Regions from separate parts of the Homo sapiens genome. Here all the other regions are linked to region 7. A link is a contact called in ENCODE Hi-C or POLR2A ChIA-PET data. All regions are on one chromosome and are shown on one strand. Each heading gives the region's core, a stretch centred on a gene start or an enhancer-like site at or near the end of the contact. The rest is flanking DNA. Distances are from core to core; before and after follow the strand shown. Region 1 overlaps CBL (Cbl proto-oncogene). Region 2 holds the start of RNF26 (ring finger protein 26). Region 3 holds the start of DRC12 (dynein regulatory complex subunit 12 homolog). Region 4 overlaps PHLDB1 (pleckstrin homology like domain family B member 1). Region 5 holds the start of USP2 (ubiquitin specific peptidase 2). Region 6 holds the start of MCAM (melanoma cell adhesion molecule). Region 7 holds the start of BCL9L (BCL9 like).

Region 1 (2,881 bases), core at 11-2,510, 330 kb before region 7:
TTAAACATAGCATTTCCCTGAACAAATAAACAGAGTAGCTAATACTAAGCTTTGCAAAACTTGAGAAAGAACATGGAATGTTCTCTGTCCGAATATAAGACTATTAAAAGGGACAAAAACTAGAGAAATCTTCAATAAATGTTCCATGGAAAAGAATCTAGAGGCCAGGCGCGGTGGCTCACGCCTGTAATCCTAGCACTTTGGGAGGCCAAGGCAGACGGCTCACCTGAGGTCAGGAGTTCGAGACCAGCCTGGCCAACATGGCAAAACCCCATCTCTACTAAAAATACAAAAAATTAGCCAGGCGTGGTGGCGCACACCTGTAATCCCAGCTACTCGGATAGCTGAGGCATCAGAATCGCTTGAACCTGGGAAGCAGAGGTTGTAGTGTCCAGCCTGGAGACTTTGCCTCCATTAAAAAAAAAAAAAAAAAAAAGTAGAGATTTAACTGCCAAAGTGAAAGAAAATACAAATGCAGTGCAGTGGGGAGTCATTAAGGATCTGGGACTGGGGAGTGATATCTGATCATTTTAAGACCGAAAATGATAGCAATGTAGAAGGTGAATGAAAGAAGAAACTGCGAAAGCAGAGAGATCAATCAGCATAGTAGTGCAGTAGAAAAGTAATGGGAGCCTGAGATAGAAAAGTAACAGGGGCAGTAAAATAAAGACAGATTTGAGACAGACTGCAGCAGTAAAATCAAGAGTATGACTGAGTAAGAGAGGAGATAAACCTAGGGTATTACCAATAATATATTGGTAATAATGTAAAAGCTAATGTTTTTTAAGGGCTTACTAAGTACCAGGCACTTTACGTATTTTGTTATTTAACTAATTCTCACTTACAATCCCATCAGATTCCAATATTATCCCCATTTTACAGATGAGACAATTTAGGCATAAAGAAGCTGAGCCGACCAGCCTGGTCAACATGGTAAAACCCCATCTCTACTAAAAATACAAAAATTAGCCAGGCGTGATGGCACGTGCCTGTAGTCGCAGCTACTCGGGAGGCTGAGGCAGGAGAATTGATTGAACCCAGGAGGTGGAGGTTGCAGTGAGCCGAGATTGCACCACTAAATCCAGTCTGAACGACAGAGTGACACTCCATCTCAAAAAAAAAGAAAAGAAAAGAAAAAGAAAAAAAAAAAAAGAAGCTAAGCCAATAATCAATCCATGCTCATCATCACTACTCACTACATTATACAGTACTAACTCAGTAACGGGACATGAAAGAGGAAGTTGGTTTGCTGATGAAGAGGATACATTCAGTGTTCAGGTATTTTGAGTGTGGGAAGATACTAACATGAGTATAACTAGCAGGTAGCTTGGGAAAACAGATTTGTGAATAATCTGTGTAAGATTGTTGGCATCTCTGGGAATGGAACGGTCCATTTGCTAGTGCCCTTGTACAAGATAATCAAGCTGAAACTGAGTTTCCCCCTTTGAGAAGAGTGTGGAGGTAAGTGAGATAGAATCGGAAGGATACAAAAGAACAATATTACAGGTTTCTCCTACAAAAGGCAGAATAAATCCATGTGACAGGTATTTGGAAATACAATCCATGTCCCAAATGAGCTATATTTATAAGAAAACGATGCCAATTTTTTAGTTGTTCTCACCTAAGGCAGAAACTAATGCCATCTCTTTGAGACCCAATCTTTGTTTCTCAGTATCTTTTATATAAGCTTGATGAAAACACATTTAGTATCTTAGCACCTCAAAAATTATCAATTTTGGGGAGTTCTAACACCCATCCAGTGGTATCTATCATAATTCTCCCACCAGAAATATTTATATTTATATGGAACTTGAACATTAGAGCCCCTATGCAAAAGTAAATAGTATTTACTGTGTTTACTAAATTCACATAAATTTAGTAAATACTGTTTACTTTTGCATAGTGGCTCTAATATATAAGTAAATACACAAAATTTCAGTATTGTCAAATAAGCAGAGGTATATTCAATAAATGGGGAAAAACATAAGAATAAACAATACATGGGAGAAAAAAATCACAAATGTATCTTAAGCAGAATACAAGAAACTTAAAGCCACATAAGACTACCAACTTACCCAGGCACAGCAATTAGGCAAGAGAAAGAAAGGGCACCCAAATTGGAAGAGGAAGTCAAGCTATCTCTGTTTTGCCAATAATATCATCACATACCTAAAAAAAACCCCGAAGACTCCTCCAAAAGACAACTAGATTTGATAAGTGAATTCAGTTAAGTCTCAGGTTACGAAATCAACGTATACAAGTCAGCAGCACTGCTACACATCAACAATGACCAACCTGAGAATCAAATCAAGAACTCAATCCCTTTTACAATAGCTGAAAGAAAACAACACATAAAAACCTAGGAATATATTTAACCAAGGAGATGAAAGATCTCTACAAGGAGAATGACAAAACACTGCTGAAAGAAATCACAGAATACACAAACAAATGGAAACACATCTCGTGCTCAGGGACTGGAAGAATCAGTATCGTGAAAATGACCATACTGCCCAAAGCAATCGATAGATTCAATGCAATTCTTAACAAAATACCCACATCATTTTTTAAAGAATTAAAAGCAACAATCCTAAAATTCATACGGAACCAAAAAAGAGCCTGAAAAGCCAAAGCAATCCTAAACAGAAATAACAAATCTAAAGGCATGACATTACCCAACATCAAATTATACTATTAAGGCTATAGTAACCAAAACAGTATGGTACAGGTATAAAGAAAGATACATAGATCAATTGAATGGTTTGGATCTGTCCCCACCTAAATCTCATGTTGAAATGTAATCCCCCAGTGCTGGAGATGGCGCCTGGTGGGAGGTGACTGGATCATGAGGGCAGAGTTCTCATGAATGGTTTAGCACTATCCC
Region 2 (3,168 bases), core at 108-2,607, 410 kb before region 7:
GCCAGCCTCAGGGTGAAGTCCGGATGCAACACAGTCACCGTCACTGCCAGCACACAAGCTAGCAACACCAAGCCAGTGAGATTGACAAGCACAAAGCTGGCCAGGAGGCGGGCAGCTGAGGCCAGCAGCTCCAGGGCTAGTTGGCAGGGTGTCCAAAGGAGGATGGCCATGGCCACAGCACTGCTGGAAATGTGGGCTAGGAAGGCAGCCACTACGTCCGTCATCCTCCACAGAGGCCCGGTCACTGCATCCCACAGGGCCAGCACCAGGGAAAAGAGGTTCTGAGTGCCGATGAGGCAGATGTTGACCAGGCTGTTGATCACATAAGCCACCAGGCTCATGGCAATGGCACAGATGTCACAGGCCTGGCGCAGCAAAGCATGGCCACTGGAGACCACATTGAGGACGCCCCGGTGCAGTATCTCCCTGCTCCGCAGTGCCCCATGAGAGGCCAGGTGCCCCAGGAGCTTTAGGCTCTCTAGGCCAGAGCAGCAGCTATACAGCAGAGTACACAAGGCCTGCAAGCCCCCACATGTGAACCGGACCACGGCTTCGATCAAGGCCAGCAATGAAAGCAAGACTCCGCGGCCCAAGTGCAGAAGACTAGTCAGTACCGTGTGCGGCAGGTTGTAGACGAAGGCCAGGAGCCAGGCCAGGGAAGCCAGGAGGGAGGACACCAGCAGGAAGTTGAGGTCCAACACCAAGGTCAGCACGTCCAGCACCAGGCCCAACCCATTCACTACCAGGTACACTGCCTCCATGATAGGGCTATGGAAGTTAGTCCAAAACAAAGTCTGGCTCCTCGGTTGGGGGGTTGTCAAGGTTGTCAATATTTTAGGGGGTCTGGGATTAATTTGGAAGGAAAATGAGCAGTCTCCAACCCAGGGGGTACCAAGAATCTGAGGAAGAAGTGGGTAAGACGGAAGTGGAGTCTTGGTAGAGGGAAAGGTGGCCAGGTGCCAGTCCAAGAGTCCAGGTTTTGAAGATGGGCTGTTTGGGAGGGAAGAGGCCAAACATCTCTAAAGCGAAGGCGAGCCCAGGCCGTAGGAGCGACCTCAGCTTTGGATGCCTGGTGTGGCGAACCACGGCCGGGCAACGGGTCAGACCGGGAGGAGACGAGGAACGGATGGAATGGGATCGGATCGGATCGGGTCGCGTCGGGTCGGGCCGGGGCCGGGTGGGGTCGATGTAAGCTGGGCGCAGGCTCTCAGTCCAGCTACGCAGGTGCCCCTGTCCCCGCCCGGCCCCCGTCTTCCCGCTAGCGGCGCTTTGCACCCAAAAGGGGAGTGGGAGAGGCAGCCAGCTTCAGCAAACCCCAAGCGCAGCCCCTACTCCGCTGGGCGCCGCCATCTTGTGTGCAAAGGGGTGGAGCCAGAGGCGTGACGAGGAGGGAGGGACGACAAACTCCAGCCAATCGGTGAAGGCCAACCACAAAAACGTCGATCACTCATTGGTCCGTTTGAATGGCGCCCGAACGTATTTACTTTCCAAAGGGAAGGAGAGGCGACAGATTAAATCCCCTCCCCCTTTAGGCGGGGATTGGTTCGTTGGCGGGCAGCGTCGAAATACGCTCTCCTAGCCCCACCCTCTAAAAGAGCAGGGTCTTGGACTCCCCTCAATTTGGGAGCTGTTCTTTCTCCCGGCCTCTGAACGCGAGGTTTTTTTTTTGGCTTGGGTCGGAGGTCACTGCCTCTGGGCTGGGCTTTGGAATAGCACCGCCTTCGCAGCCTGCCCAGATCCGTCTCCTCATTCTCTTCTATTTATTCATCTATTCTATCATTTATTGAACTCCTACAGTGCATTGAGGATACAAAAAAATTTTAAGACAGTGCCTGCTGTTCACAAGGGAAAGCAGATTATTACAGGGGATTCCCAAACTGCTATTCCAAACTTTCCTCACCAGGTTTTTCAACATCTCGGAAGATTACTTCATTGTCATTGAGAAAAAGGGGCTACAGATTTAGAAACCGCTCAGCTTCCTACCCTGGGCCTTCCTACCCTAGAGTGCAGTGGCGCGATCTCGGCTCACTGCAACCTCTGCCTCCCGGGTTCAAGCGATTCTCCTGCCTCAGCCTCCCGGGTAGTACAGGTGCCCACCACCTCACCCGGCTAATTTTTGTATTTTTAGTAGAGACGAGGTTTCACCATGTTGGCCAGGCTGGCCTCGAACTCCTGAACCTCGTGATCCACCCGCCTCGGCCTCCCAAAGTGCTGAGATTACAGGCGTGAGCCACCAAGCCCGGCCCTGCCCTTTTCTTTAATACTCAAACAATAGTCAAAATATATTTGAAACCCCATCCCAAATATATTGGGAATCCTGGCGTTTTCTACTAACTCCAAGGATGCTTAGCAGACTCCTAGTGGACTTATCTTTCCCCTGGTCACCTTTGCTGAATTTCCTACTTGAGTTGAATTCTCCATCTCCACTCCTGGGCTCCTGAAAGTGTCCGTCCTCCTTCAGTCTGCCCTGAACACTGCCTCAGAGTCCTTCATTCTCCAAAGCATCACTGATAAGAAGCTGAGGTGTGCAGCAAACCTTTACTGAGGCCTTGGGATCGTGGTAGGGGTACGCTATAGTGCAGAGGAAGGACTGCAGTCGCTGAAACTCCTCTGGCTTCTTCCTACCCTTTCTCTCTCCCTGCTCTCAGGCCCTGGCCAGGTTATGGTTTGTTGTGTTGTGATGTGTTGCTGATGTTTTTATTTTCCTACTCGCATCCTCCCGCCAGTGTCAAATCTTGGAGAATGTGCCCACCTCCCTTTCAAGACAGTTGATCCCATCGCCCGTACCATCTCCTCTTAAGGGATCTTATTTGTCCAGTGAACACTATGTTGTTATTAATCAATCTTCCTCCAGCACTTGACACCACTTCCTCCACCCTTGGCCTCAGAATCATTACCCTTTCCTATATTCTTTCTGTTTCCATCATAGCCTCCTCTCCTGTATACACGATGATTTCTGAATTTGTGTCTTCAGCCTGAACCTGTCCTGCAAACTTCAGGCTCCAGCTGCTTCCTGGACATGAACGGTTCATGGGTATCCCACTGGTGCTTCCTACACAATATGTCCAAAGTCAAACTTGGCAAACGTGCTGTGCCTGCACTGCGTGCAATTAACTGGCCAGTTTTCCACACCAAGAAGCATGTAAAGTCCTTCTCAGAGTTGGCAGG
Region 3 (2,975 bases), core at 444-2,943, 270 kb before region 7:
TGAGGTGGGAAGATCACCAGAGCCCAGGGAGACTGAGGCTGTAGTGAGCCGTGATCATGCCACCGCACTCCAGCCTAGGTGACAGAGAGAGACACGGGAAAAAAAAAAAGAAACCTAAAGAAAAGAAAGGGTCTGCAGGTCCCCTAATCCAAAAGGAGAAAAGTCCTGAAGTTTTTGCTATTTTCACTCTAACCAGTATGGTGCCCAGAGATCCAAGTGGCAGATAAATGGCAAGCCTCCAGGATAGCACAGAGCTGGAGGGAAAGTGAGGGCTGCCTGACAAGGGAGGGCCACCCATCATACTCTCTCCCCAATGTTAATTCTTCCAGCCACTCCTGGCTCAAACAGGACGCTAAGAAGTATCCCCAAAGGGAGTCACCCCCACTGTTGCCCAGTAAATAATTTAAAAGCAAAAATGTAGGAAACTCAGGAGAAGGTCAAACAAGTCCACTAGAGGGAGCCCCAACCAACTCTATGCTACAGGGAGCCTCACAAAGCAATGTCTCAACACCTGTCTGAAAATCAACCACACAAGGGAATGGGGAAATGTAGCAATAGATTAAGTCACTAGGAGAGAAGATAGCCATGTAAACACGCAGCTAAAACACAGGCTTTTCAAGAGCTGCAAAATCAAACAATTAAAGATCAGGAAACTGATGCTGAGCAAAGTCAAATGGCTCGCCTCAGTTTACATATCCACAGTTGGGACTCAAACTCACATGTCTTGTCTCTAACCTGAGCTCTTTCCTCCACACTTGCATCCCTCTAGGTCAGTACCCTAGAGTCCATGGGTCCACTATTCCTCTGCGTCTCATTTCTCTGAAGTGGGAAACTCCCTGGACTACCTATTCCTGCACTTATTACCCTCATTCTACAGTGTACTGAAGAGGATCTTCGGTGGTCTGGGAGTTTTGTTTGTTTGAGACAGGGTCTCCCTCTGTCATCCAGGCTGGAGTGCAGTGGTGCAATCATAGCTCACTGCTGCCTCAACCTCCCAGGCTCAAGTGATTCTCCTGCTTCAGCCTCCCAAGTAGCTGAGACTACAGGTGTGCACCACCACACCAGGCTAATTTTTTAATTTTTTTGTAGAAATGAGGTCTCACTGTGTTGTCCAGGCTGGTCTCGAACTCCTGGCCTCAAGTAATCCTCCTGCCTCAGCTTCTCAAAATGCTGGGATTATAGGCACGAGCCACCGCCCCAGCTTAGATCTTCAGTTTTAAGCCTACTAATGTCATTTTGCTGGTGGGACCTCGGGATGTCAGTTGTCCAACATGGCTACTGTCAGTCCTTTTCCTCTGTATCAGCACCACATATTATCTCAGATGTGTACATCTGAATTTGGAAGTCTCCAAATTGCAGGCCATGTCTACATGGCAATGAATCATAACTAATCGACCTCCAAAGCCCTTTCTTTTCAAACTATACTTAGGATTTTGGGATAAGGAAAGAACTGACCCTTTGAGACCTTGATATTTTAAACTTTGTGAGCTGATTTAGCCCATTCCACCTTCCTGTGAACTCCATGTTTCCCAGTTGCCTGGACAACATACAGCCTCTGGAAACCCAACCTTCCAGCCCTCAGTCCTGCCCTCAAGAGAAATTTGCCACCAAGGATTGGCTCCCAGGACCCAGGCCCCGCCTCAGGCTCCTCGCTAGTTGGGCCTTCTCTCTGCCACTCCCCACGAGTGGGTCACTCCACGGGGAGCCCCAACGCTGGCAGGAGAGGATCCTACAGGTAGGAAGTGAGGGTTGAGGATGATGGGAAGAGGGAGGGGAGCAGGTACAGGGATTTCGTTTCTCTAAAAGAGAGTTGCAAGGAATGACTTCTGTACAGAGTCAGCCTGGTTGAGAGAAAAAACTCCATCCTCCCCACTGACCCCAACCCTGTCTGAGGTTCCAAAGAGACTGTGAACTGACTTTTCTGAAGGATATGAGAGACAAATTTGGACTCAGGAGAGTCTCCTGGTTCAGTCTAAAGCTCAGGAAAGCATCCCTGTGTCCAGACCTAAACATAAGGTCCCCTCCTTCTCCCAGGACAGCAAGGAGATGCCACCTAAAAACAAAGAAAAAGGGAAGAAATCTGGGGCACAGAAGAAGAAAAAGAACTGGGGTGAGTCATGGTGGGTGGAGGTGCCCCCTGCTTCTCCATGTTCTGCCATGAAGACCACGCAGAGCTCCTCCAGAGAGAATTCAGCCTTCTGCAGGACAGGATGGAGCTCTCTTGACCTACCTCTTTCATGTCCTCACAGCCAGATCCAGGGAGCTGAGGAAGTGGGGAAATGGTCACCCACGCTCTCCTTTAAGCCCCATCTAGCTCTGTGCCTTCCTAATATATTTGTCATGTGTATTTTGCATATCTGTTATGTGCTGGTCGGTGAGGACACGGTGCTGACTTCAGTAGACTCTGCCACTGTGGATACCTCATTTAGTGGTCCTCAGGTCTGCTGTGGCAAAAGTGCAGGGTGTGGGGTGAGGATGTGAGCAGAGTGAGGAATGCTGAGATCATGAAGAGCTGAGGCTCTGCCACTTGCCACCGCAGGTGCAGATGTGGTGGCCGAGTCCAGGCACAGGCTGGTGGTGCTGGAGAAGGAGCTGCTCCGAGACCACTTGGGTAAGGAGGGTAGAAGCTGGCATGGGTGGGCAACAGGGGAAGTGAAATGGGGCATTTCTGTATCCTGGGGGATTGGAGAGTTGGAGGTATGGTGGGGGGTTAAGTTGACCCTAACCATCCCCTAGTGGAAAAAGATGATGAGAGAGGGTGGGCAGTGAGAGTTGATAAAGGAAGGTGTTTTTTTTGTTTGTTTGTTTTTTGTTTTTTTTGGTTTTTTTGACAGAATTTTGCTCTATTGCCCGGGCTGGAGTGCAGTGGTATGGTCATAGTCCACTGTAATCTCTAACTCCTGGGCCGCAACAATCTTCCCGCCTCAGCCTCCCGAGTAGCTGGTATTACAGGTGCACACCACCATGCCTGGCTA
Region 4 (2,815 bases), core at 63-2,562, 310 kb after region 7:
TAGGCGTGAGCCACCATGCCTAGCCAGGGGCCTAGTTTTTAGAGCTACCTTACACAACAGAATGGCCTATTGCTTTGGGTTATATTCGTGACCCAAAAGTTACTGTCAGCAGTCTTGTAACAGGAGCAGGCATGTCCTGAGATTTACCCTTGCCCCATCCCCATCAGGAAGTATTGTCCTCCTCTCCAGCTTCTCAAAACAACTTCCTCTTGGCATCATGGAACAATGCCATTGATACCCTCTCACTGCTGCTCCAATTGCTCTTCCCCAACAACCATTAACAACGCCATCATGCCCCAGGCCCTCTGATGGCGGGAATCAGAACCTCTTCTCTCCCCATAGTATGTGGAGACAGGTTGGGGGTGACCAGAGAAGAAAAGCAGGTTGAAAACATGTCTGGATGCTGAAAGGGTTTGGGATGTTGTTTAGGCACATCCAGATGCACCTGAGTACTCCATTCCCAGTATGGTCACTCAGGCAGTTACCATGGCAACCACCACAGCCAGCCTCCCCTGTGCCTAATACACACAAGCCTTTAAACAGAGGCCCCCTCCATCTGGAGGTGTCCAGCCTTACCCTGAGTGAGCCGGGTAGGCTGCCGGACAGGGAGCCCATCAATAGTGCAGGCATTGCCACAGGGGTAGAGGGTGAGGGTGCCCCGCAGGTTCTCGATGTAGCAGTGCTCTGGAGCCAGGCCTGGGCCCTGTAGTGAGATGTCTCTGGCTGCAGAGCCAATCACCGTCCTCCCTGGAGACAAGAGGCAAACTGAATCAGAGGGGTTGTCCAGGCTGAGGAGGCAGTGACAGGGCAAGGAGGGCCACAGTGGAAACATATTTCCACCTCCTACTCCAGGGAGAATCTCTGCCCACCACTGGCCACCCCTACTAGGCCCCTGAGCCTGGTCTATACAGTAAGTGATGGACGCTGTTCTCAAACAGAGAAAACTCTGCCTGAGAATGGGAGGCCCAGAGATGGGAAGACCCAGACAGCACACAGTAGGACCTAGACTCCACAGATGGAGAAGGAAGACTGCTTTTCTGCAGATCTTCCCTTATTCCCCCAACTGCCTCTCCCTATTGTCCTTTATCCTTTTTCCCCTTCATCCTACTCCTCATTTCTTCTAAATCTCCCTTTCTCTCCTTCTTCTCTCCCCCGCTTCTGCTACCTGCAACACTTCGTCTCCCTTGCTAACCTCTCTCTTCAGTGCAACCTCTCTCTTCAGTGCAGGCTCTCCCCTAACTGCAGCAAGAACAGCCCCTCCCGCTGACAGAGCCCCTGGGACTGGTATTTGGAGAATGTGGAGAATGTAGTATCACCCAGGCAACAAGTGCAGCCAGGAGAGTAGAGAGGGCGGGCAGAAGCTGAAAGGTGAAGGGGGCTGTGCCAGGGCCTCATCTTGGGAGATCTTGCCCTGACTCCCATCTCTCCATTCTCCATCTATGGTATACCCTCCCATGCAAGACAATGCCCTGGAGCGGGGCCCTTTTTCTTCTTGGCCACATTGGTTGCTAAGAGCAATGTGTTCTCCTGTTTCTCTCAGTGCTTTCTTCATGGTTTCTTTTCTTCTTCTTTTTTTTTTTTTTTTTTTTTTTTGAGATAGAGTCTCGCTCTGTTGCCCAGGCTGGAGTGCAGTGGCACGATCTCGGCTCACTGCAACCTCTGTCTCCTGGGTTCAAGCGATTCTTCTGCCTCAGCCTCCTGAGTAGCTGGGACTACAGGCCCGTGCCACCACGCCTGGCTAATTTTTGTATTTGTAGTGGAGATGGGGTTTCACCATATTGGCCAGGCTGGTCTAGAACTCCTGACCTCGTGATCCGCCTGCCTCAGCCTCCCAAAGTGCTGGGATAACAGGCGTGAGCCACCACACCTGGCCTCTCCTCCTTGTTTCTAAGCTGATCTTTAAGCCCAGTCGTGGAACCAGATCATCTACCAAGGAAGGCAGGCAGTCTGGGGAGGCAGAGACAAGGGAAGCAAGCTGGTGGTGTGGGGAGGCGAGCACCAGCAGACAGTAGAAGGGCCCCAACACATGCAGGAGGTGGGCCTCCAGGGCAGGAATGCCTATAAGGATAGAGGGGTGGTGAGTGAGATGCCCTGTTCACACTTACCTTCCTCCAGCGGCAGGAGGGTGATGGCTGTGCTGAGTCGCCCACTGCCCAGGCTCACCAGGTGGGGTTTGTCCGTTTGCACTTTCAGCCCTTTGCCTGTCTCGATCAGGTCCAAGGGTCCTTTCTGTAGGTAGTACGGGTGGAGGACAAGCATCATTAGATTCAGCACCTTACCACCCTAAACCAGTCACACCAGCACTCTCTCCAGCCCTCGCCCCTCTCCGAAGGGCTCTGAGGGTGCTGAAAGGCTTAGCACAAAATCTTACACAGAGCATGATTCCACTAAATTGTAATTAGATCTGAATCTAGGCCACTAACTCATCCCACTGGATTTATCGCAAGTCTTGGCTTAACTGTGCCTTTTGTCTATTAAAACAGAAGCAAGGAGAAAGGGGTGGGGGGTGGGGGTGGCATTGGATAAGCAGCAGGGGTACTGTAGAGGAAGGCCAATCAAGCTCCCTGCAGACTTGTCCATGGCTATCCACGTGGCCATTGCTTGCCCCTGCTAAGCTCAAGTACAGGGAAGATAGAGGCATGGATCAAGGAGAGTGATACAGCCCAGGGTCAATCTGTAAACTGCTTTCGGACTTTCGATGGGTAGTTTCTGGGTGAACCAATTAACCTGATTCAGATAAAGACTGAGCTGTTAATAGGCTTGGGACCTGGGGAAGGGCAGAGAGGAACAGAATTGCTCCTTTCATCCTTGGGCT
Region 5 (2,989 bases), core at 337-2,836, 460 kb before region 7:
GCCCCATAGCTCTTAGCATCATCTAACATATTACATATTCTACTTATTTAGTCCTGCTTCTACTAGAATGTAAGCTCCCTGAGGGCAGGGATTGTGCCTGTTTTGTTCCCTGCTATATCCCCAGTTTCTAGAAGAGTGACTGGCATGTCCAATATCCATCTGTAAAATGAAGTGATGGAATGAGGGCCCTAAGGAAATATAACATGGTGAAACCCCATCTCTACTAAATACAAAAAATTAGCTGGGGCCGGGTGCAGTGGCTCACACCTGTAATCCCAGCACTTTGGGGGTCTGAGGCTGGTGGATCACCTGAGGTCAGGAGTTCAAGACCAGCCTGACCAACACGGTGAAACCCTGTCTCTACTAAAAATTCAAAAATTAGCCAGGCGTGGTGGTGGGCTCCTGTAATCCCAGCTACTCGGGGGAGGCTGAGGCACAAGAATCACTTGAACCCGGGAGGAGGAGGTTGCAGTGAGCCGAGATTATGCCATTGCACTCCAGCCTGGACAACAGAGCAAGACTCTATAAAAAAAAAATCGGCCTGGCGTGGTGGCGCACGCCTGTAATCCCAGCTACTTGGGAGGCTGAGGCAGAATTGCTTGAACCTGGAGGTTGCAGTGAGCTGAGATCGCGCCATTGCACTCCAGCCTTGGCAACAAGAGCGACGACACTCCGTCTCAAAAAAACAAAAAACAAAAACAAAAACAAAACAAGAGTTGAAATCAAGAAGGGAATCGTGCCTTGGACAAGAACAGGGGTGCCTCTTTCACTGCTCCTGATAAGAATGGATTCAGACATGTTTGTAGGTAGAAATTTAAGAATTCCCCTCTTGATTGCGTCTGATTTCTCTGGGAAATAGAAGAGAAGGAAGGACTTGAGGAGAGTAGCGATGGAGAGAGAGATCTATGGTGAAGATGGGAGGAGTTAACGGCAGCTGCAAGGGTTGATGGAGCAGCTGAAGTTGAAAACCTGGATTCGCCTTGGTACCCAGCTACCTGGTTGTGCGATTTTCCTCATCAACATCGGGGGAGTCGGGAGAAGGTTACATAAAAGGAATGGGAGCAGCAAAAATTCAAGTTTTGTCTCGGCTTTTTCTTGAAAAGACCAAAGAGAATTCTTTCATTGACTCAGTGCCTCCGTTTACCCACTCAGGCATTCATCACTAATCACTGGTCCCATGAAAGTAAAATGAGCGGAGAGTGTCTTTGACAGCAGAGAAAAAGAGAAGAGGCTGAGGAACAGGACCTCCCCCAGCCCAGTGAGAAGGGGAGTGGGGGACGTTTAGCCTTCCCTAAAAACTGAAAGTTGATACGCCCCAGGGCTCAAGTTCCGAGCCTTCTCCCATGACGCCTCTTCTTTCCCAATACCTTCCAGCTGCCCCGTCGTGTGACATTCCAGTCCACCTCTGTTCCTGCTCCACCCGCTCCAAACTCGCGTGCTTTTCCTCCACGTGGTTCTCTGTGTATATCGGTTGCCTGGGTGGCCCCAGCCGGAGGCCGGGCTCTAATGACGCCACAGTAGGAACAAGCCAATAGCCGTGACGCGACTCAGTGACGCGAGACGCGGGGTGTGGCTCTGCCGGCCCAGGCGCGATGAGGCGGCTGCCCGCTGGGTGGCGCCGATTTCCCGGGGAGGTCCCTTCTGGGCCCCCGGCGGAGGTGGGAGAGAGTCAGGCAGGAGCCGAGGCCGGGGAGCCCTCTTCGTCAGCTGGTGCTCACTGCGCCGCGCCAGCGCCAGCCGGGACTCACCCGCAGCTCCATGCTTGTGCCCGGTTCGACTCGTCCATACTCCAAGAAGAGGCAGGTACGTGCCACCTGTCGGGGATCCGGGAGGGGGGATTCGGGGATCAGTGCCGGTTTGGAGCTCAGAAAGTAAGGTGTCCACGACATTCTGGGCAGAGTGGACACTAGAAATATAGGGAGAGAGCCGGCTGTGCAGGGACGCTCCAGCTGTGTCTGCCAGTTGTGTGAGGGCTGCCTGCTGACAGCCCAGGGTGCCAGGAAGAGCCAACTGTGTGCTGATCAGTGTATTCTAAGGAAATGCTGCTTTGGCGGGTCCTCCTCGCTGTGCCCCGTGTATATCGGTGGTATGTGGCCTGAGCGACACTGACAAACCCCCTCCCCACGTGTGCGTGCAGCTCACTCGCTGCTCTTAAAGCTCCCCGGTCAGTTTGCTAAAGGGGGTTAGGGGCGGGGGTTGGGCAACAATTAAGCGGAAGGGGAGATTTTCCACCAATCCCAAACCAGAAAGAGGCAGCTTTGAAATTCTCACCAGTCCCAAACCAGAAGCAGGCACGCGGTGCTCCGGAGAGAGCAACTTCTCAACAGTCAAGGGAAGCCCTAGCCAACCCATTCTAGCCCTTCCCTGAAGAGTGAACATCCTACCTCCTGACCTGGCTGCCTTTAGAATGGGACTGAGCTGGAGGTAGTGGTAGGGGCTGCTCACCTCCCCTGGAATGGGCATGAGAACATCCCCCAGATGGACCCCCGTAAAGCAGAGGAAAGGAGAGCTGATTGGGCTAAGGTCGAGGCAGGCCCCCTCCTTTGATGCTGTAGATGCATGTCAGACTGGAGTCAGAATGAGGACTGGAATGAGGGCGTCCTCTGAAGTGCATCATTAGGACCTGGGCTGAGTCAGTAGCCTGTGCTAAGACAGGGTGGAGGCACCAGGCTGGGTACTCCCAGTCCTCGGGGAGAGCCATCGAGAAACGTCCTGGGAGCAGACAAGTGCACCAAGGCCAGAGAGGCTAAGAACCCCGTTCCTTCCTCTTGTGACCCTGCCCAGCCCGGCTCTGTGGCCCTGGAATCCTGAGCCCTCCCACAGGTAGAGTGGAACCACCCCAGAGGGGCCAAGCATTCTCCTGGTGGCCTGGGGGAAGCTGCACTTGCCGTATTTTTCTAGGCAAAGGGGGAAGGAGCCCAGATGGGCTTGGCCTTTCTCTGCTTGGTGGACTGGACGTCTAGGAAGATGGCAAGCCTTGTTTGCCCTT
Region 6 (2,841 bases), core at 34-2,533, 390 kb before region 7:
CGCCACCCCGGAGCATGCTCTCAAGTCACCTGGCCATCTCCAGGGTTTGCTGGCTCACCCTCCACCTCCCCCAGCGAGCAAAGGGGTGGCCCCGCTGGGCAACAGACCTCTACCCAAATCCAGGCCCCTATTTGGCACTCCCTGGTGGAGGCGCGCCAGCAGATGTGGACCCCTTTTCTGAGGCCAGGCTGCTGGGGTCAGAGTGAGGCAAGAGCACCTCCCCCTCCCTAGAGCCTTAGTTCAAGAGGCCAGAAGACCCAGGGAGAAGCCGGCGTTTTGGGAGAAGGGGAGCTGCAGAGCTCCCCACCCAAGCAGGTCTGATTTGATTCTTCCCTCAGCTATGGACCCACAATCAATAGGGCTGGGGAAGACATGGGGTGGGGGAAGATCAGCGCTGCCGGGATCCTTTCAATCATCAGGAACAGCAACAGGTTTGCAGGGTCAGGCTGGGGACCCTCGCCCATTAACTCTTTCTTCTCCCTGTTTCTTTCTCTTAGGTGAGGGGAAACTGAGTTCCAGGGTAGGCTCCAGAGTGAAGAGGGAAGAAACATGATTCTCAAGGCCCAGGTCTGGACAAGTGTGAACACCTTGGGCCTGCGAATTCAGCCCCCTCCTTCCTTTCTCTGGTCAAAGGCTAGACTTGCAGGAGCTTGCGTTTGAAGGGACAGCCCAGAAGGCATCGTCTGCACTCCCCATACAGGTACTTCTGGGTCTGTGGGACTGGCGCAGGGTTCTTCTCCCAAAGCTGCCAGCACTGAGGCTGAGGCAGTGTCAGGCCGGCGGCAGCGGCAGTGGTGCAATCGTTCTGGGAAGCGATAGAGGCCGGCCTGAATTCTCTGTGGCAAGGGAGGGGAGCCCAAGTGGGAGGCCCCTTGGGGACACCGAGGACCAGGTCCGCTACTGCTCCTCCCCCAGGAGGTCCCCTAGGGGCTACATTGGCTGGCAGGGGCTGAGCAGCGGTGAGCCTGGCTGGCTTCGACCCGGGGCGACTCCGGGCATCCGGGACAGCTTCTCCTCGCTGCCACCTCGGCCAGTCAGACCCCGAGACACCTGTCACTACCCCCTCAGCCTTCCCAAGCCAGGAGCCTGGGAGTCCGGCTCTGGCCTACCTCCGGCAGCGCTCCTAGGCGCAGCTCCCGGGCTGGCGGCGCCGGGGCCCGCCCCCTAGGGCTGCGGCGCGCGGGGCGGGGGCTGGGGGCTGCGCGGGGCGGGGCGGGCCCGGGCGCTCCGGGCCCCCTCCCCCGCCCCCCTGACGTCAGCCCCCGGCAGCCTCGAGCTGCTCACTTGGCTCTCGCCCTCCGGCCGGGAAGCATGGGGCTTCCCAGGCTGGTCTGCGCCTTCTTGCTCGCCGCCTGCTGCTGCTGTCCTCGCGTCGCGGGTGAGTTCGCTCGCAGGGGGGCCGCGCCCCGGCTAGGGGTCTGCGGTGGAGCGTGCCAGGGAGCAGAGCCAGCGGCGCGGCGGGGTCGGGGCGTTGCGTCTGGGAGGACGAGCCTCCTCCCTGGGTCCCCGATCCCCGGGCGCCTTGCGCGCGAGCAACTCTTCTTTGCAGCCAGTTTGCAGCCGGGATTCTAGAGTATCCCGGGAGCAGCACTCGGAAGGCGGGGAGGAGGCTGCTTCTGGGAACGAGAAGGGGTGGAGCTCAGCCTTTCGGGGTGCTGGGGGGTGGGTGGTCCCTGAGGTGCTCACTCTGGGGGCCCGCAATTGAAGCCGGGCAGGAGGCGCAGCTGGGGCGCATCCTCAAAGCCTGAATTCCGCGCCCGCCTGTTGCTGGAAAAGGCAGCTTCCTTCGCTGGAGGGGGTGCGCCGACCCACCCCTTCCCCCTTCTGCCTGGGCATCACGCCAGGCTGGAGGTGAGCGAGAGCGGGAGGTTCGGCGGCTCCCGCCCGAGCTGGGCGTTGGCAGGGGTTGCGGGGCGGTGTGGGTCGCCTCGCGCCTCCCCGAGTGATGGGATCATAGGGGACAGAGATGAGGGATGGAGGATTCCCATACTGGAAGCGCCCGCTGGCTTATTTTGGGGACCACATTCAGGTGGGAAGTGCGCCCGGGCACCTCGGAGCGTTTCTCCGGATCCGCCTGGTAGCAGGGCGCTCTCGGGTCCACGCTGCCCTTGTATGGCCCGCAGCGGTGTCGCGTGTTTCTCTTGGCTCCCATTCCGCCGTCCCAGCCGCTGTCCGGCTGGGGAAGGGGAGGGCTAGGCAATACCCAGCTCGCTGGCCTCATGCCCAGTGCCAACCATGTCCCTGGGGTATTCCAGGCTACTGCCTCCCAGGCTGACTTTATTTCTGGGGAAAGGGCTAAATCGGGCTCCACAGTTGCAGCCGGTCCAGCTCCACCCTGCCCTGCTCTTCTAGCTCTGGGAGGAGTCAGGGGTCTGAGGCTCTGGGTTGGAGACCCCACCTTCCACCTGCCCTCCTTGTCCGAGAGCCAAGGTAACAACCCAGGCATCCCAGAGCCCAGGCAGATGGTGTCGAGTGACATCACCTCCTCACAGGGCTGGCAGCACGCTGGCACCACTGACGTCACTCCTGCCCACTGCCTGGCCCTTGCCCTGACCCCTGGGGGAGACTCTGACCTCTCCATCCTTACCAGCTACCTAGGGTGGGGTCCGCGGGTGTGTGCGGAGTGTTCATGGAGGTGCTGCTGAGGGAGCATGAGACCGGAACTTCCGCCAGAGTTAGCCCGCTGGGGAGTGAGGGCAGGGATTTTGGAGGGCAGAGGATAGAGCAGTGGTGTCTTCCCCTGGCGGTGGTGACACAAAAGGGCCTGTGTGCCCCAGCCTGGCACATGCTTTGCATTCCCACACTCTGAGCTCACCCGGAGAGGAGGGGGCCTGGAAGGAA
Region 7 (3,038 bases), core at 482-2,981:
CTAACCCAGGACAGTGCTTGGCACAGCAGGCTGGCACTTGGAAAAGTTTTGGTGATTGGATCAAAGCATCATCATGAGACAACGTGCATGAAAATGCTTTGTAAGCAGTGATGGGACACATGGGGGGGGGTTACTATGTTATCTTCTTTCAGGTTTTTGTCCCCTTCCACCTGTGCCTCCCTAAACCTTGTCCAGTGCCCAGCTGTTGGCACCATCAACCCCTCAAGGCCCTTAGGAATCTTTTGGGGGAAATCAGACATATATATATATGTGTGTGTGTGCATACACCTATACATATATAGGGGTGTGTGTGTGTATATATATATGTGTGTGTGTGTGTGTGACAAGATACAACACATCAGGAAGTACTCAGATGCTATGATGGGATAGGTGGTCAGAAGAGAGGGAGGTCAGTGAGGCTAGAACTATCTGGGGACCATCTGTGAGGAGGGGCAGGGGAGAGGGCCGAGGAAACAGCAGGAACAAGCAGGCTGGCTAGTGTTCTTCCTATCAGACACAGTCAATGCTTGTCACTTGCTATTAATTCTGGGTGGGTGGGGACAGTAGGAAACAGGGAAAGTGCCCTGGGATAAGGAGACCCAAATTCTAGTCCTGGGCTTACCACTTTCTAGCTGGGTAGCTCTGGGTAAGTCCTTAGGTAATGCAAACCTCAATTTCCTCACCTCTGTAATGGGACCATAACCTCTTTCTTGCAGGTTTGTGGTGAGCATTGAAACATGTGAAATGTTTTTAAAAAGCGCTTTGGGCCGGGCGCGGTGGCTCACGCCTGTAATCCCAGCACTTTGGGAGGCCAAGGCAGGTTGATCACCTGAGGTCAGTAGTTCGAGACCAGCCTGGCCGACATGGTGAAACGCTGTCTCTACTAAAAATACAAAATTAGCCGGGCATGGTGGCAGGTGCCTGCAATCCCAGCTACTTGGGAGGTTCAGGCAGGAGAATCGCTTTAACCCAGAAGGCAGAGGTTACAGTGAGCTGAGACCGCGCCTTTGCACTCCAGCCTGGGCAACAAGAGCGAAACTCCATCTCAAAAAAAAAAAAGGGCTTTACATTTTCTTTTTCATTGCCTCGATCGTCCTATAGGGTGGTGAGAGTGTGTGTGTGTGTGTGTGTGTGTGTGAGAGAGAGAGAGAGAGAGAGAAGCACTTTGAGGTTAGGTTAGGAGAGTTCTTTTGAGAAGACAAAGGTTTCACTTCCACAAACATTTTCTTAGCATGCACTTTGTGCTGCTGAGGATTGAGATGAAAAAACTCAGTCTGTGTCCTCAAGGACCTCATGGTCTACTAGGAGAGACATGAATAAAGAGATGCTCAGTGCATTATGGATGTGGGTGGGTACAACGAAGAGGGGACCCAGTGCTGTGTGTGTGTGTGTGTGTGCGCGCGCGTGTGTCCAGGCAACTTCCACTCCTTCCAATCAGTGCAGATAGGAAGGTAGGTTTGTCAAACCTTTCCCTAGCCTGGGATGTTGTTGGCGCGTCTCCTCCCCAGTTCTCAGGAGTGAGGAGGAGAGCAGAAACCCCCCTCCCCGCCCCCGGGCCAACCTGCCTCCCGCTAGCCGGCCGGGCGCCTTACCGAGTCAGACCACTGGGAGGCTGGGGGAGCCGGGTTGGGCGAGGAGGCAAGCGAGATGGGGGAGCTCTTATTTTGACAGGGGCCTCTCCGGGCTCTGGTATGAAGGCAGAAGGAGGCAGCCAGAGAGCCCCGATGCTTATTCAGGCTGGGGAGTGGAGCCGAGTGGAGGGGCAAGCGAGGCTCCGGCAGCGCAGGGGAGCCCGGGGAGGCGGCGGCGCGCGGCGGAGCCAGTGGCTGGACATGCCCCGGACCCGGGGCCGCTGCACCACCGCCGCCGCCCGGAGCCAGCCGGCCGGACGCCCGCACGCCTGGGTCCCCCGGCGCCGCGCCGCCCGGGGGCTGTGACCCGGACCCTCGGAGTCCGACCAACAATAAGCGCCCAGACAGCCCCTCCCCACCCAGCGCCCGGCATTCCCGCGGGCTTTGGGGAAAGGAAAGGAGAGGCGAGGAAGGAAGGAAGGAAGCAAGCAAGCAAGCAAGGGAAGGAGGAGCAGGAGCAGGAGCCGGAGCCCTGAGGTTCGGGGCCGAGACCCCGGCCCCGCGCCCCGGCCCCGGCGGGTGTGCGCGCTCTCCCGCCACTGCCCGGCGCCCGCGACCATGCTCCGCGGTTGGGAGGCAGGAACCCAGGCACCCAGCGATCCCCGGATAGCCTCTCCCGGGCCGGGCTGGTATTGAGATCAAGGCGTCCAGGATCAAAAGATCACCGCCTGCCCGCCCCCTCTGCATCTCCAACTGGCGAGCAGGAGGACCCCCATCCACACAACGACCCTGACCTGGTCATGGCGTCCAGCTCCGGCCTGGCGTGAGGACCCCCCAATCCGCGTGAGGTGAGGGGTGGGCTGGGGGCAAGGCGAAAGTCATGCCAGGCCAGCAGAGGCGCGAGGAGGGAGATCCAGTTTGAATCGGGGAGGGGAAACACAGTCTGATTGTCTCTTGCTCTCTGGCACGTACCCCCAGGCTGTTTAAGGTGTGGGGGACTCCCCCAGGGTCAGTGGAGGCTACTCTTAAGCCCCCAATCAGGTTGGCAGCTCCAGAACACCGTGGGGAGGGCTTAGGGACAGCCAGGGGACCCTGCCACCCTAGCGCAGAGAACAAGGCCGGCCTTGGGCCAGCTGGAGCAGCGAACCTTGCCCTGGGGGCTTCTGGGAGATGTAGTCCCCCTCCCAGGCTCACCAACCCCGTGGGTCTCAGCACCCCAGCCCTCCTCCTCTGGCTGATAGGAGCCTCCAGAAGGAGGTGGGTTGGGACTGGGGAGAGCTGGGGGTCACCCTTTTCTCCCAGGCACTGCCTGTGAGTAGCGGGGGCTGTGACTGAGGAGTCTCTTCTTCCAAGGCTTCTGAGTGATGTGGGCTTGGCTGGGGGGTGGGGCAGTCATACAGTTCCTTGGAAGTGTCCCTGCGCTGCTAAGGGGAGGTGGCCCCTGTCTTGATCCAAAGGAACCCTCGG

The links. A loop is a pair of places that touch in the nucleus more often than their neighbours do. ChIA-PET counts read pairs that join two places held with the same protein, here RNA polymerase II (POLR2A). Pooled maps may share reads with other maps.
Region 1: a loop to region 7 is called in a map with no recorded cell type, with 7 times the contacts of the local background. The contact joins the enhancer-like site here to the promoter of BCL9L in region 7. A Hi-C loop is called at or near these places in 6 of 37 single-sample maps with no recorded cell type and 3 of 50 pooled maps. POLR2A ChIA-PET finds 5 or more read pairs at or near these places in 1 of 52 experiments (activated T-cell).
Region 2: a map of PC-9 shows a loop between it and region 7 (5-fold over the local background). The contact joins the promoter of RNF26 here to the promoter of BCL9L in region 7. A Hi-C loop is called at or near these places in 6 of 168 maps with a recorded cell type or tissue (GM12878, IMR-90, K562 and 3 more), 21 of 37 single-sample maps with no recorded cell type and 16 of 50 pooled maps. POLR2A ChIA-PET finds 5 or more read pairs at or near these places in 6 of 52 experiments (A549, BJ, HCT116 and 3 more).
Region 3: a pooled map shows a loop between it and region 7 (3-fold over the local background). The contact joins the promoter of DRC12 here to the promoter of BCL9L in region 7. A Hi-C loop is called at or near these places in 4 of 168 maps with a recorded cell type or tissue (CD14-positive monocyte, K562, PC-9 and 1 more), 6 of 37 single-sample maps with no recorded cell type and 14 of 50 pooled maps. POLR2A ChIA-PET finds 5 or more read pairs at or near these places in 2 of 52 experiments (A673 and naive thymus-derived CD4-positive, alpha-beta T cell).
Region 4: a map of endothelial cell of umbilical vein shows a loop between it and region 7 (3-fold over the local background). The contact joins the enhancer-like site here to the promoter of BCL9L in region 7. A Hi-C loop is called at or near these places in 11 of 168 maps with a recorded cell type or tissue (CD8-positive, alpha-beta T cell, Caco-2, PC-9 and 8 more) and 17 of 50 pooled maps. POLR2A ChIA-PET finds 5 or more read pairs at or near these places in 12 of 52 experiments (A673, BJ, CD4-positive, alpha-beta T cell and 8 more).
Region 5: a map of gastrocnemius medialis shows a loop between it and region 7 (6-fold over the local background). The contact joins the promoter of USP2 here to the promoter of BCL9L in region 7. A Hi-C loop is called at or near these places in 7 of 168 maps with a recorded cell type or tissue (Right ventricle myocardium inferior, cardiac septum, gastrocnemius medialis and 2 more) and 9 of 50 pooled maps. POLR2A ChIA-PET finds 5 or more read pairs at or near these places in 1 of 52 experiments (activated CD4-positive, alpha-beta T cell).
Region 6: a loop to region 7 is called in a map of ascending aorta, with 4 times the contacts of the local background. The contact joins the promoter of MCAM here to the promoter of BCL9L in region 7. A Hi-C loop is called at or near these places in 14 of 168 maps with a recorded cell type or tissue (GM12878, K562, PC-9 and 11 more), 17 of 37 single-sample maps with no recorded cell type and 25 of 50 pooled maps. POLR2A ChIA-PET finds 5 or more read pairs at or near these places in 3 of 52 experiments (OCI-LY7, PC-9 and WTC11).

The regions. Positions count from the first base shown.
Region 1 is chr11:119,258,495-119,261,375 of GRCh38, reverse strand. The region is part of intron 2 of CBL (Cbl proto-oncogene); the gene reads right to left. Among named protein-coding and RNA genes, the nearest start is that of MIR6756, 53 kb to the left of the region's middle. RefSeq lists an enhancer at 699-758. Within about 2 kb of position 1,260, at least 4 of the 41 ENCODE cell types and tissues checked have a DNase peak (open chromatin) inside an H3K27ac peak, as active enhancers do.
Region 2 is chr11:119,332,716-119,335,883 of GRCh38, reverse strand. RNF26 (ring finger protein 26) reads right to left here and starts at 1,357. Exons shown (of 1, transcript NM_032015.5): 1 at 1-1,357. The coding sequence starts at 761. RefSeq lists an enhancer at 824-1,715.
Region 3 is chr11:119,194,559-119,197,533 of GRCh38, reverse strand. It overlaps DRC12 (dynein regulatory complex subunit 12 homolog), which reads left to right and starts at 1,693. Exons shown (of 7, transcript NM_001145018.3): 1 at 1,693-1,735; 2 at 2,035-2,110; 3 at 2,540-2,611. The coding sequence starts at 2,047.
Region 4 is chr11:118,613,973-118,616,787 of GRCh38, reverse strand. It overlaps PHLDB1 (pleckstrin homology like domain family B member 1), which reads right to left. Exons shown (of 23, transcript NM_001144758.3): 3 at 2,106-2,229; 4 at 577-747. Among named protein-coding and RNA genes, the nearest start is that of PHLDB1, 7.8 kb to the right of the region's middle. RefSeq lists enhancers at 303-819, 820-1,337. Within about 2 kb of position 1,312, at least 2 of the 41 ENCODE cell types and tissues checked have a DNase peak (open chromatin) inside an H3K27ac peak, as active enhancers do; they include A673, where a contact is called at or near this core.
Region 5 is chr11:119,380,287-119,383,275 of GRCh38, reverse strand. It overlaps USP2 (ubiquitin specific peptidase 2), which reads left to right and starts at 1,586. Exons shown (of 13, transcript NM_004205.5): 1 at 1,586-1,803. USP2-AS1 (USP2 antisense RNA 1) reads right to left here and starts at 1,498. Exons shown (of 4, transcript NR_034160.1): 1 at 1,368-1,498. RefSeq lists an enhancer at 1,519-2,508.
Region 6 is chr11:119,315,572-119,318,412 of GRCh38, reverse strand. MCAM (melanoma cell adhesion molecule) reads left to right here and starts at 1,283. Exons shown (of 16, transcript NM_006500.3): 1 at 1,283-1,378. The coding sequence starts at 1,312. RefSeq lists a silencer at 945-1,004 and an enhancer at 2,597-2,841.
Region 7 is chr11:118,924,619-118,927,656 of GRCh38, reverse strand. It overlaps BCL9L (BCL9 like), which reads left to right and starts at 1,731. Exons shown (of 10, transcript NM_001378213.1): 1 at 1,731-2,419. RefSeq lists silencers at 607-666, 1,487-1,626, 1,827-1,876 and enhancers at 2,072-2,573, 2,945-3,014.